2 separate regions of the Homo sapiens genome follow, and region 2 is linked to region 1. The links are chromatin contacts, found by Hi-C or POLR2A ChIA-PET in ENCODE. All regions are on one chromosome and are shown on one strand. Each heading gives the region's core, a stretch centred on a gene start or an enhancer-like site at or near the end of the contact. The rest is flanking DNA. Distances are from core to core; before and after follow the strand shown.

Region 1 (6,001 bases), core at 240-2,739:
CTCCATTTTCAGGAAGGAACAATGATTCAGAAGTCTTGTAGATTAGTCACTTCTTAAGAAGTTAGATCATTCAGTACTGCATCTTAGCCAACTGTCCAAGGTCAGCAAAATGCACAGCATGTTCTGTTTGATGGCCCCAGGCAGAAAGCCACAGCATTCAAACTATTAATATCTCCTGACCTTTCAACTTACAAATAGAAGCATCCTTGTGGTCATTTTTTTTTCCTGTATATCCCTGAAAAACTAAGGATCTAGGGTTTAAGATAAGAAATACTTAATTTAATTTAATTTAATTAGTTTTTAACCACAATCCTGGGCTTTTATATAAAAGCACACTGTTTATTTCTTTTTTCCTTTTGAGATAGGGTCTCACTCTGTCGCTCAGGCTGGTGTACAATGGTGCGATCTGGGCTCACTGCAACCTCTGCAGCCTGGGCTCAAATGATCCTCCTGCCTCAACTTCCCAAGCACCAGGGACTACAGGCATGCGCCACCATGCCTGGCTAATTGTTGTATTTTGTGTAAAGACAGAGTTTCTCCATGTTGCCCAGGCTGGTCTCGAACTCATGGACTCAAATGATCTGCCTGCCTTAGCCTCCCAAAGTGCTGAGATTACAGACATGAGGTACCGTGCCTGACCACTGTTTATTTGTTTCATAAAATTTTCTTAAACACCAATTATGTGCAAGTTACCATGCCAGGCCTCTGGGAAACAAAGATGAATCAGTCAGATGTACCTGCAAGGAGCTTATGGTCTAACTGGGGAGAAGAAATACAGCAAAATACTATAACATAGGGTAAAAAGTAAGAAGTACCACAAGAGAAGCACAGACAAGATGATTTGGGGGTTCCAAAAAAATAGATTATTAAATTTTGTGGGCTGGCAGCAGAGAGGAAGGAATTGGTAATTAATCTGAGAAGATGACATTTGAGCTTGCTCTTGATGGACAGAATTTAAAATGTAGAGAGGAGATGTAAGTGCAGACATTTCAGATTGAGGAAAGAGCATAATTAAGGGCATGGAGGTCAGAAAACATGGGGTAATAAAAAAAGGTTCAAGTAGTTCAGTTTAGTTAGAGAACATGGTATATGAATTTAAAAAATCACTGAACTAAAATCAGAAAATTACTTTGAGACCAAATCTAGAGGGCTATTAACACCAGATGATAGAGTATGGACTCTATTTTACAGACAGTGGGAGCCCGCTGAAGGGAAATGCCACATTCAACTTATGCTTCAGTGTCGGATTCCATTGGAAAGGGGGCGGTGACTGGAAGTGAGGACACCAACCCATCAGGCGTGCTCTCATTTAGTTTTCTAGCGGAAAAAAAAAAAAAAGCCTGAAGCAAGGATTAAAGTACTGACATTTTATTTGGGAAGCACAAGCCCAGGCCAGGGAAGCTGCAGAAAAAGGAAAAAAGGGAAGTGAGTATAGGAAACAATGCACAGTCATGCCTTGCACAACTGGCTTCTGCTTCGGGATGAGCCATTGGCTGATGAGGCATGGGAGGCTCAGCAGGTCTGTTCCCTTGGCATGTGGGACATCTTGCAGTGGATGCAGGGAGGGACCATGCCTCTAGCATTCTCTGGGAAGAATAAAGGAGAAGTTTATCTTCCCACCTACCTCCCATTGCCTGTTTTTCATTGGTCAAAACTTGTCCCACTAGGAATTAACTCCTTCACATTTCCAAGTTTATATCATATGACTGCTCCAACTACATGGGACCCCAAACCCCAAACCTGATGTATGTATAGTGTTCCTGTTTCATCCAAGCCTGGAAATGAGGGGAAGAGCCAGAACCTCTAGGTGAGTACTAGGTGGCTTGGCAGTGTGTGTGTGTGTGTGTGTGTGTGTGTGTGTGTGTGTGGTTGAGGGGTGGAGAGTTAAGGGGACTTCTAAGGTAAGTCCCTGATTAGTCCCAGCCAGTTGAACTGTGTTGGGCAGGTATGGTGGTTGAGTAGTTGAAGGTCCTAGAAGTGGACAGTGGCCACAGTGTCTAAGGAGGCACAGAAGATTTGTGTTGAGATAATGATTCAAGAGAAAAGAAGGACCCTTCATACTTCAGTCAGAGAAGAATTCTTTTGGTGGGCTATCATGCTCTTGGGTTAAATTCTTTTCTCTGTAACATTATTTAGAAAATCGCCTCCCTCTCAACAATGAAGACTGAGTACCACTGGCTTACAGATATTTCTGTATATTATCTGAGTTAGTAGAGTTTGAGTATCACATTTCTTTCCTTCCAATTCTATGATTTGTCATCATAAAGTTTTGGCATACGCAGCCCAGTCTTTGGAAGAGGGGTTGAGAATTGTGTAATATCAGGTTTAGCATTATAAAGTAACATCTATCATCTGAAGATGAGACTATAAACACCAGTCTGGACATAATAGAGCATGCTTAGCCCACTTGTTTGGAACTACAAGGAAAATAAGGTCATACAAAAGAGCCCTCTGCCCTTAAAAAAGAATTCTCAATTGCAAATCACTTCTGAGTACCAGTGGGGAAATGCAGTCATTTATTCTCAAGACTGAAAAGAGAAAGGAGACCTTTTTATCACTTTGTGTGTGTGTGTGTGTGTGTGTGTGTGTGTGTGTGTGAGAGAGAGAGAGAGAGAGACAGAAAGAAAGAGCAGGAGAGAGAGAGAGACAGAGAGAGAGAATATGTGTGTGTGTTACCTACCTAAAGCTAATGGTAGCCAATTTTTTCCTTTTTTTCTTGGAATTTTTTTCTTAATCTAAAACAGGCTTGGTGCTCTGGAAAAAGAATTAGAATTGCATTCAAATAGTCAGGCTTCAAGTTGCTTCTGCCTCTGTGTGAAGCAAATAGTAACAACTCACTTCGAAACTCAGGCTCCTGGACTGTAAATGAGGATAATGATACTCACCCTACCAACCTCAGGGACTGTTCTAAGAGCAAAATGAAATGAGACTGAGCTCTGAAAATGCTTAAATGCTTTTCAAAGTAGAGTGATCGTGCTTTCTGTAGCATCAAAACAGTCCTCTATAAATGGGCAAAGTCAAGGCATGGACTGGATCTGACAACAGAGAATGGCTTGAGGGCTGGAAAAAGAAAAAAATGCAAATGCCCCAAATCTCTGCTTCCCTTACAGTGTGGAAATCGCCCCATAACACACTGCACCAGGTAGGGTTAAATTGATCCCAAATGTTTCAGGAATTTTTAATGCCCTTCGAAGAGACATTTCCAATTCTTCATCTGCCCAAAGTAATGCTGCTAACCTACTATCTGTCAGTTTCCTCAGTGCTTTGAAGATTTTTCTAAAGTCATCTGACTTGGTTTCCCTTTGATTTCAAATTCCTGCTTATTATATGTATGACCTTGAGCCTTTTTAACTCATCTGAGCCTCTCTGTTTCCTCATCTATAAATTGTGAATAAGAAGACGTTACTGTAGGATTATTAGAAACTTTAGAAATAATACTTTTAATACCAGCATAGTGCCTGATCCATAGGCATCCAGGACATGCCAGCTAAGATCATTGATTATTGTTGTCGTTTTTAGTATCATACAGTAGAAAGAACAACATCTTTGAAACCAGACAATCCCGCATTTAAATCAGCTCTGTCACTTACGAAACGTGTAATCCTGAATAACTGAAGAAAACTTTTTGAAGTTCAATTTTGAGATAATGATGGATGATTTCAGACTTTGTGAGAATTTCAGAGGTATCGGCAGTAGGTTGAATGGTGAACCCTCCAAAAGATATATCTATGTTCCAAACTCAGAATCTGTGAATGTGACATTATTTGGGAAAAGGGGGTTTTGCAGATATAATTAAGTTAAGCATCCTGAGATGAGATCATCCTGGATTTTCTAGATAGGGCCTAAAGCCAATAATGAGTGTCTAAGACAGAAGAAGACACAAAGAAGAAGAGACGGGAATGTGGTCACAGAGGCAGAGACTGGAGCAATGCAGCCACAAGCCAAGGAACACCTGGACCCACCAGAAGCTGGAAGAGGAAAGAAGGGATTTCTTTTTCTTCTAGAGCCTTGGGAGGGAGCATGGCCCTGCTGACAACTTATTTTCAGACTTCTAGATTCTAGAACTATCAGATAATAAATTTATATTGTTTTAAGCCACTATGTTTGTGGTGATTTGTTCTAGCAGTCCTAGGAAACCAATGCAGTATTTAATACAGAGTGCCCGGTACAATGTTGGCATGTGACAAGCACTCAGCAAATGGTAGTTGCATAGTGAGTTCTCCTCCTGTCCCCACTACCTCCTCAATGAGTAAATGCCTGAACAAATCCATAGGCAGCCATCTGAGAGCCTGACTCCAGGGAGCAGGGGGTACAGTTAGCCTCAGCCCATGCTAAAATAGAAGCCTGACCTTAGTTTGGTTAATGCCACACTCTACCACAGGCAATTGACACCAGGGCTCTCCCATTTTATAATAGCGCAGATCCAGTCTCATTATGCATTAAAGAGTTTGTTCCCCTAAAACTCTTACTGCCCCCAAAGGTTTAGAATTTAAAAATAACATCGACAATCTCTGTTCAAAAAAAGTGAACAATATACTTAAACGTTCTTCTTGTAACAATAGCCTGCCTCTTCCTGAAGTGCTATAAAAATTCAGGGAGCAACTTCACCCAGTTGTGAGAGATAAAAGAATAGCAACTAAAACGGGCAGTCAGACCAAGGCAGGGGGGCAGCCTGTTGTCTCTGGGTTGAAAACCATCCTGAATGCTAAAAGAAATCACTCTAAAGAGGGGTGTGTGGGTGCATATTGACAGACTTCAGAAGCTGAGGTTTCTGAGTTTAGCCTCCTGAATGAAGCAGGACTTTTGACATACTACCCCCTGGGGCCGCTGCCTTAGGTGTGATGCTATTGGAGCCAAGGATCTGTCTATGATGGGGTCCAAAATTTACACACCACGGATGAGATGGAGCAAACATGTGGAGCTTTTTTTTTTTTTAATGTTTCTATAACAGATTCCAGCTTCCTTGTGAATCCACATCCTGTAGGGCAATTGTTATAGCGAACCTTTATACAGTGATTGCTGTGTGTCCTGGCACTCTTTTCAGTGCTTGAGATATATTAACCATTTAATCCTTACACTTCCTAGGAGGAAGTACTATCAGGATCCCCATTTAGAAGATGAGCAGCGAGTGACAGAGATTTAAGTTATTTGCCCAAGACCACATAGCTAGCAAACAGTGCCAATTCAAGAGCAGGTCATCTGACTCAAGACTTTATGCTCTTTGTCACTATACTAAACTGTGGGAAATAGAATTAAACTTGCCAATTAACATGATCTGCCCATCTCAGGTTTACACTTTCAAATGAAATCAATTTCTTTTGAGTAAATGCTCAGTCAGGTCCTCACACTTATGGGAGAGGGGCTTCTGGTGGCTGTACTGGTCCCTGAGCAGTGGGTGGACATCTACTGCTGGGAAGCTCTGTAGTCTGTTCTCAGTTGGTCTCTTTCCCTGGCTGGTCTCTGGCCTTGGCAGCATCCTGCCTCTGGCTGCCTCATGCCACGAGACGGTGGTCACGAGTGTCCATCGGGGCCCCTCTTCCACAGGTATTGGACATACCCCCACAGGTCCCCTTCTGCTGGCATTGAGCGTCCTGTGGACCCTCACCCCAGCCATCCACTGCCCCAGCTTTGGCACTCAGTACCTTTAGCTGGCCGAGCAGGCTTTTGGTCTTCTCTCTAGGCCCACCAGAAACCCAGGAGTCCTTGCAAAGCCAACCTCGGCTCCCAGGAAAAGAAAAGGACTACCTTTATCCTTTCCAACTCATATCATCCTCTCTGGACTCTCATTAGGCTACCAAGCCTTTTCCAAACCACCATCAGACGTGCTCCAAAGGGTTGTACAGTTTTCTCAGTCTACACTCAGGGAGGTTGAAATGTAAACATTACAACTCAGATGTGCAAAAAAAAGAAAAAATATGTAGCTCTTTCTTATTTTCCATTATCTATCCCAACTTGCTATGGGGCCCCATTCCCAGTCAGTAGCAGAGACAATTAAAAAAAA
Region 2 (6,054 bases), core at 723-3,222, 120 kb after region 1:
AAACTGCAGCATCTGGCAGCTATCTGGCTTTCATACCCCGTGTGCCCCCCTTGCCCTGCTCCAGATGGCTTGGCTGCATCAACCAGGGATGCTGCCAATGCACTGGGCAACAGGTGAGGAGCTCATTGCTGAATATGTCATGGCGCCTAGAAGTAGCACCAAGAGGTAGCACTCGAGAATCTGTCTTTGGATTAAAATGCAAGCTTGAGACCTTATTAAGGAAGACTTGACTATAACAAGGAGACTGGTATCTAACTCAGCCACTCCCCTCCCTCAGCCTAGTCCAAACCAAGCTGCGCTATGCAAAATACATGGCATCATGGTTCAAATGAAGGATCTGTACCTCTTTCCCCAAGTTTCTGGAATCATTGAAGATTGAGTGTAAATTATCACTCTTATGTGTATTCTCCAAGCTTCATGACTGCTTTCTTGTAAAGAAGAAAAGAGGTTCCTTTCTCTCTTCCTAGAGTCTGAGCAACTCACCAGGGTAGTACCCTGACAGCAGGATATCCAGCATCGTTGAGCCTTCCTTTGTATGGGGAAAGGGACAATATGTCAAATTTGGTGTCTACCACATCCACGGTCCTCCTGAAGGGAACAACCATGCCCATAGCCCAGGCTGGGGGACAGCCCTGCACAGGTCTAAAAGTGACTCAAAGGTGGCCAAGCAGAGCCTAACTCATCCCCTGGGAGATGGCCTGGCCTCCAAAGCTCTGTCCAGACAGGAAGAATGCAATTAACTCAGCCAATGAGTCTCTCTTCCCTTCCTCCTTCCCTTCCCCCTCCACACTTCCCTCAAAATTAACCAGGAAATACAGGGAAAATAGTCTCTGAATTGTTAGTGGGACCAGAAGCTAAAAAGATGTACCCAGAGAGCAGGTGCCATGTAGGAAAGCTATGGGACAGAGGGTATGAGGGTGTCAAGGTCAAGACTAAGCTGAAGAAATGAGTTAAGGAAAAGGTACACAGAGTTGAAGGTGAGGCCAAGCAGCCGTAGTGGTGTACACAGAGGCCAAGTCCCTGTGCTGGATAGGATGGGGATAGGCCCACAGCTGAGCTGTGCTGGACCCTAGACTGTTGCTGAGCCCAGCTCCAGCCTCCTGTGGCATTTTGCACACTACTTACCCATGAGAGTCCTGTCTCTAACCCCCAACAGCTGCCAATAACCCCCAACAGCAAGGCTGCCTCAGTGTATTCCAGCTCTTGCCCTCACACTTCCTAGCATGACGAGGGCCAGTTTCCACAGATAGTTGGACAGTGGCCAGGCTAGACCAGCCCTGACACTCCTTCACCCATGTCACCAGATGCTTCTCATATCAGGCACATGACACCTAGCACGTAAGGTTATATTGCTCCTTATTGTTCAGGGTTTGATGCGATCTCAACAGCTATTTGTTGTGTAAAATATTTTTAGCATGAGATTTCTATGTGTATGGGGGACCTGGAGGAACAGTTAGGGAAGAAGAGAATTATCCTAGCAGCCGACTGTGTCACATTCTTGATGATGTGGTCAGTGCCCTGCCCACATACATGCTCAAAAAATAATTGTCAATAATGCCGTCTTCATCCCACCTTCCTGTGTTTATAAAAGACAAGTGCAGAGAATTGAAAATGAGGTCTCAGGGGATCCCAGGCAATTGAAACTCTTCCTTCCTCCCTCAGGGAGTGAATCAGAGAACACGTAAGTGCACTCATGTGGTCTTCATAGAGAGATACTGCACAGGGCAGTAGATTTCAGGGAGGAAAAGAAAAGAAAAACCTTTTCAAGTCCATTTAAAACAATCCATGCAGCTGTTTCCTGAACTCTTCCAGAAGAACTGAAATACAAAACGCTACCTCTTCCCTCCATCACCTCCCCCCCACCTCCGCCCTCCTAACTGGCTTTCAGGTGACGCAATGATGAGACCTCTGCGGTGAGCTCTCATCTGGAGGGATGCAGAAAGCCAACGGAGCATGGGGTGCTGCCACCTCTTGGATGTTCATAGCCAAAGCAAGTCTCTGTCCCAGAAAGGATGTATTTCGGTGATATTATGAAATGTTAACGGGCAATCTGTTCTGAAATAATTGCTCAGTGTGTTGGCCTCCTTTTCCATTTTAGAATTTCAAAGGCATTGCAGGCCGAAAGCAGTGCCAGCCTGTTAGTGGTACCTACACTGATTAAATCCAGCCCATCATAACCACAGCTACACAAAAGCTCTTTTTCCCAATTAATGAAATGCAATTAATGGTATCATTGAAAAACTCCTGCCACTTCAATTTAAAGCTATTTAGAGCTTCAATTTAGAACTGTGTGCATATTTTAGAACATGCTTTTTTTTTTTTTTTTTTTTTTTTTTTAGCTGACACGATTAACAGCACCTAATTTCTGGGATACGCCCAAGTTTCAGTAGGGGAAAAAAAGAATGTTTACCAGAAACATACACAATAATAATGGCCTCCTTTCCCTTCCTTTCCTAAACACACAAACACACACACACACACACACAGAGGCTCACACACGTGCAACCCAGTTCAGTTCCAGTTATTCAACTGTTACAATGTCTCCCTCCCTTGTGGAAAACCTGATAGGTCTATGTTGGAAATATCTAGGGTGCTCTGATGTAGGATACAAATTCCAAGGCCTTTATTGCATGATGGTCCTTTTGAAATATTTATATTGATCGGCCCAGTTCCTGAGAGGAAATAGGTTGTTTCTCTTATTCTCCCAGGTATAGGTCATTTGAGCAGTTGGGCTGTCATTTTTTTAATCTCCACATTTCCCTAAGGATAGTGAGAGGATGATTTAAACGGCAACATTAGCTGCTTTAGGCTAGATTTTCAAAGCTACACCAGGGGAGTTAAAAGCCCAAATCCTGTTATTGTTACAGGATTAATGCACAGAAATCCCAGAATACCACTTTGGAATTGTAGCCAAGGAATATTATTTTAATGTACTATGTGTTATTTTTAGACTCAGATATAGCCCAATTATCAGCTGGTGTATCAAAAATGAGACAAGACAGATAGCTGTCTTGTCTTTAATCCAAAATTCCAATGATGTTTTTGGTGTTTGTGTTTTCTCACCCCTTAGAAATCTGGATATTTGGAGGAAAAAGGTAAAAGATAGAAACTACAGCAGCTACCTCCTACCTGCTTGGTTGCTATAGAGGCTGCTTCTTAGAGTACTGGTTCTATAGAATATTTTAGCACGGTTTTCCCCTCCCCCACCCAGGGGAGGCAGGTGGTAGGAAAAGGAGGTATTGAATCAGGGGTCATCTTGACCATACTGCAAAAAGCTACAAATCAACCACAGCACACTCATGATTTCAAGGCAGCAAGTCAGGGCTCCTTTCTTCAGTTATTTTTATTTCTGCTTTTATACATCTTAGATTGTTGTTCAAAAATAACCAGCTGTAAAAGGTCTTCCAGTTGCTTCCAAGCTGCCCTGTGGACATCAACCAACATTTATTGATTCTCTACATCCCTGCTGTTGGGTTTTATTAAACTGGGCTTGTCTTTCCTTTGGCCCCTGAGTAATTGCATAGGTTGGAGATGGCCAAATCACTGTCTCTCAGCTAACCCTAGTCTGTGAGAACTCCTGCCTTTCTGTTAGTCAAGAACTACTATGCCAGTAGTTCCTCTCACTGACTTCCAAGATTCCAGAGTATCTTCCATTATCTCAAAAGTTATTGTATCATCCTAAAAAGGACAAGCATGTTTGCACAGATCTGTTTCTGTGTGGGGTAAGTTAGGAGGGGGTGTATTCCCACTTCAATAAACTCACAGTTTCACTATGTCATCAACGAGGGTTTCACTTGGAAGTCTCCCTATGTTTGGCCACCACGAACTCACAGATCGCAGAGCCCTCTCAGCAGACAGAAATGAACCCTTTTTGAACCACCAGCAACCAGGAGCTCTGACCTTGCTTTTCAGAGCAGTTGTGAGAAGGATTAAGTAACATTTTAAGAAGCACTTACCACAGAACTTGGCACCTTGTAGGCTTCCCTGAGTTAAGGAAGCAGCACAAACAATTTAAAAAATTCTTTTATATTTATGTGTATTTTTCAATTTGCAAAATTATTTTTGTACATGATCTCACCAGCAATACAATGATGAGCCTTGCTAATGCCTATGGCAGGTACTCAATGTGTGTTTAACGTGGAGCTGACTCAAGTTACATGTCAGCTTTTCCCATGTAGTTTGTACATAGAGTTTGGGCTACAAATAGGACTGGAATGAAATTCTCCATTTCAGTTTCTGGGGCATCGTCTATATCATAACCACTATTCATCTATATTTATTCATCTCTGAAACAGAAGTTATTGAATCCTAGACCCTCAAAAACCAGAAGAGTACTCCCAGTTATATATTTTAAAATTATAAAAATAGATTAACAACTCATGAGAATTATTATATTCTTATAATACATAAAATATAATTTTTATATTTAATAATATAAATACTAATTACTACTACCATCTACTATTGGTATAACACAATAAATTAGGCACTACTATATACATATATATATATACATATATAATGAACAGTTCTTCCTCTCAGTAAATACTCATTGAAGAACTACTAGGATGCTGTATACACCTATAGTTTACCAAGAATAAAACTTACTGGCACCTAGCACAGTAGCATACCTAATATTTTGTACTTTCACATCATAGTCGTGGAATAAATGCATACATGAATGAACACGATGAGTCACTAAAGATAAATGTGTCAGTAGGTGCAAGTACTAAAGTCTGAGAACTTGCCCCATCTGTGAAATGAGAGGACTAACGCTGCATTGGAGGATCATTATAAGGACAAGTGTGACAATATACATCGGATGGTGGCAGGCAGCTTCTAAAGTGGCTCCCAATGATTCCTGCCTTCTGGTTTTCATGCCCTGGGTAAGCCCCTGCCCGTAAATGTGAACTGGTGACGTGCTTCTACAAATAGAATATGGCAAAGGTGATGAGATGTCACTTCTGTGATTAGGTTACAAAAGACTGTGACTTCATTCGTGCTGGTGCTCTCTCTTGGGACTGAAGGAGACCTCCAACCAACAGCCTGTGAGAAACTGGGGCCTTAGTCTCACAGCCCTCAAAGAATTGAATCATGCCAAATACCTCATGATTGGAAGCAAGTCCTCCCCTAGTCTAGCCTGGAGATGACTACAGCCCTGGGTAAGATCTTGAGAGAGGCCTTGAAGCAGAAGACTCAGTCAAGCCATGTCAGGATTCCTGACCCACAGACACTGGGACATAATAAACCTTTTAACGCACTAAGTTTTGGATAATTTGTTATGCAGCGATAGGTAACTAATACAAGGACCTACTGTAGCATGTGCATTTTGAAGTGTGTGATAGAGAGAAGCCATAATATTTTATAGTGGGGTTATAAATTATAGTGGGCTTACCTACAAGACTAGAGTTTTTTCATGCTAGCACAGTTAATCATAAAGGCTCTCCCTTACTAAGAAGAAGAGCCAACCAGTTAGTCAGTGGAAAGGAATGATGGGACCCATTCTGCTGGTGATCTCCTCAGCTAATACCAGGGGCTAGTCCTGTGCAGCAACCAGCACTAAACCGCAGGGATGAAAGAATGTCTTCATATACAACTGGTGGGCAAAGATGCAGTTGAATTCATCCCTGTTGAGCAGGGGTTGAAATGGCAGTGGTCTCCTGGAACCATTTCTGTGAAACAAATTGGGGCACATGGTTGTTTAGTGTGAACCCTGGCCTTGCATAAATTAAATGATTCTCTCGGCAGTCCTTTTTTGAACTGTTCCCATTGCCTGCTGTAGACAGTTGGCTCTAAATCCATTTTACAGAAGCACTTTCTGTTCCTTGGATAAAAGGAAGTACATAAATTTCAAGTGCCATATTACCATACATGCATGGTTCTGTTTGGGCACAAGCACGTTGTTCTTATCATAAATTCTGACTCAGAATGAGAGCTCAGGATTTACCATCTCACTCTTTATAGTTACAAGATCGACTAAACTGATTACAAGAAGAAATATGTAAGCTTTGAAACTGTTCACACCAGTGATGTGGCTCAGTAGCTTATAAAAGT

The links. Hi-C counts contacts between places; a loop is a spot of excess contacts on that map. ChIA-PET counts read pairs that join two places held with the same protein, here RNA polymerase II (POLR2A). Pooled maps may share reads with other maps.
Region 2: a loop to region 1 is called in a map of endothelial cell of umbilical vein, with 6 times the contacts of the local background. The contact joins the enhancer-like site here to the promoter of LINC03140 in region 1. A Hi-C loop is called at or near these places in 69 of 168 maps with a recorded cell type or tissue (A673, Caco-2, Calu3 and 42 more), 37 of 37 single-sample maps with no recorded cell type and 43 of 50 pooled maps. POLR2A ChIA-PET finds 5 or more read pairs at or near these places in 13 of 52 experiments (A549, AG04449, AG04450 and 10 more).

Annotation. Positions count from the first base shown.
Region 1 is chr4:128,566,031-128,572,031 of GRCh38, reverse strand. It overlaps LINC03140 (long intergenic non-protein coding RNA 3140), which reads left to right and starts at 1,489. Exons shown (of 2, transcript XR_007058268.1): 1 at 1,489-1,807; 2 at 2,745-4,099. RefSeq lists enhancers at 5,068-5,568, 5,569-6,001.
Region 2 is chr4:128,450,354-128,456,407 of GRCh38, reverse strand. The region is part of intron 1 of LINC02615 (long intergenic non-protein coding RNA 2615); the gene reads right to left. Among named protein-coding and RNA genes, the nearest start is that of LINC02615, 25 kb to the right of the region's middle. Within about 2 kb of position 1,972, at least 5 of the 41 ENCODE cell types and tissues checked have a DNase peak (open chromatin) inside an H3K27ac peak, as active enhancers do; they include adrenal gland, dorsolateral prefrontal cortex, endothelial cell of umbilical vein and 1 more, where a contact is called at or near this core.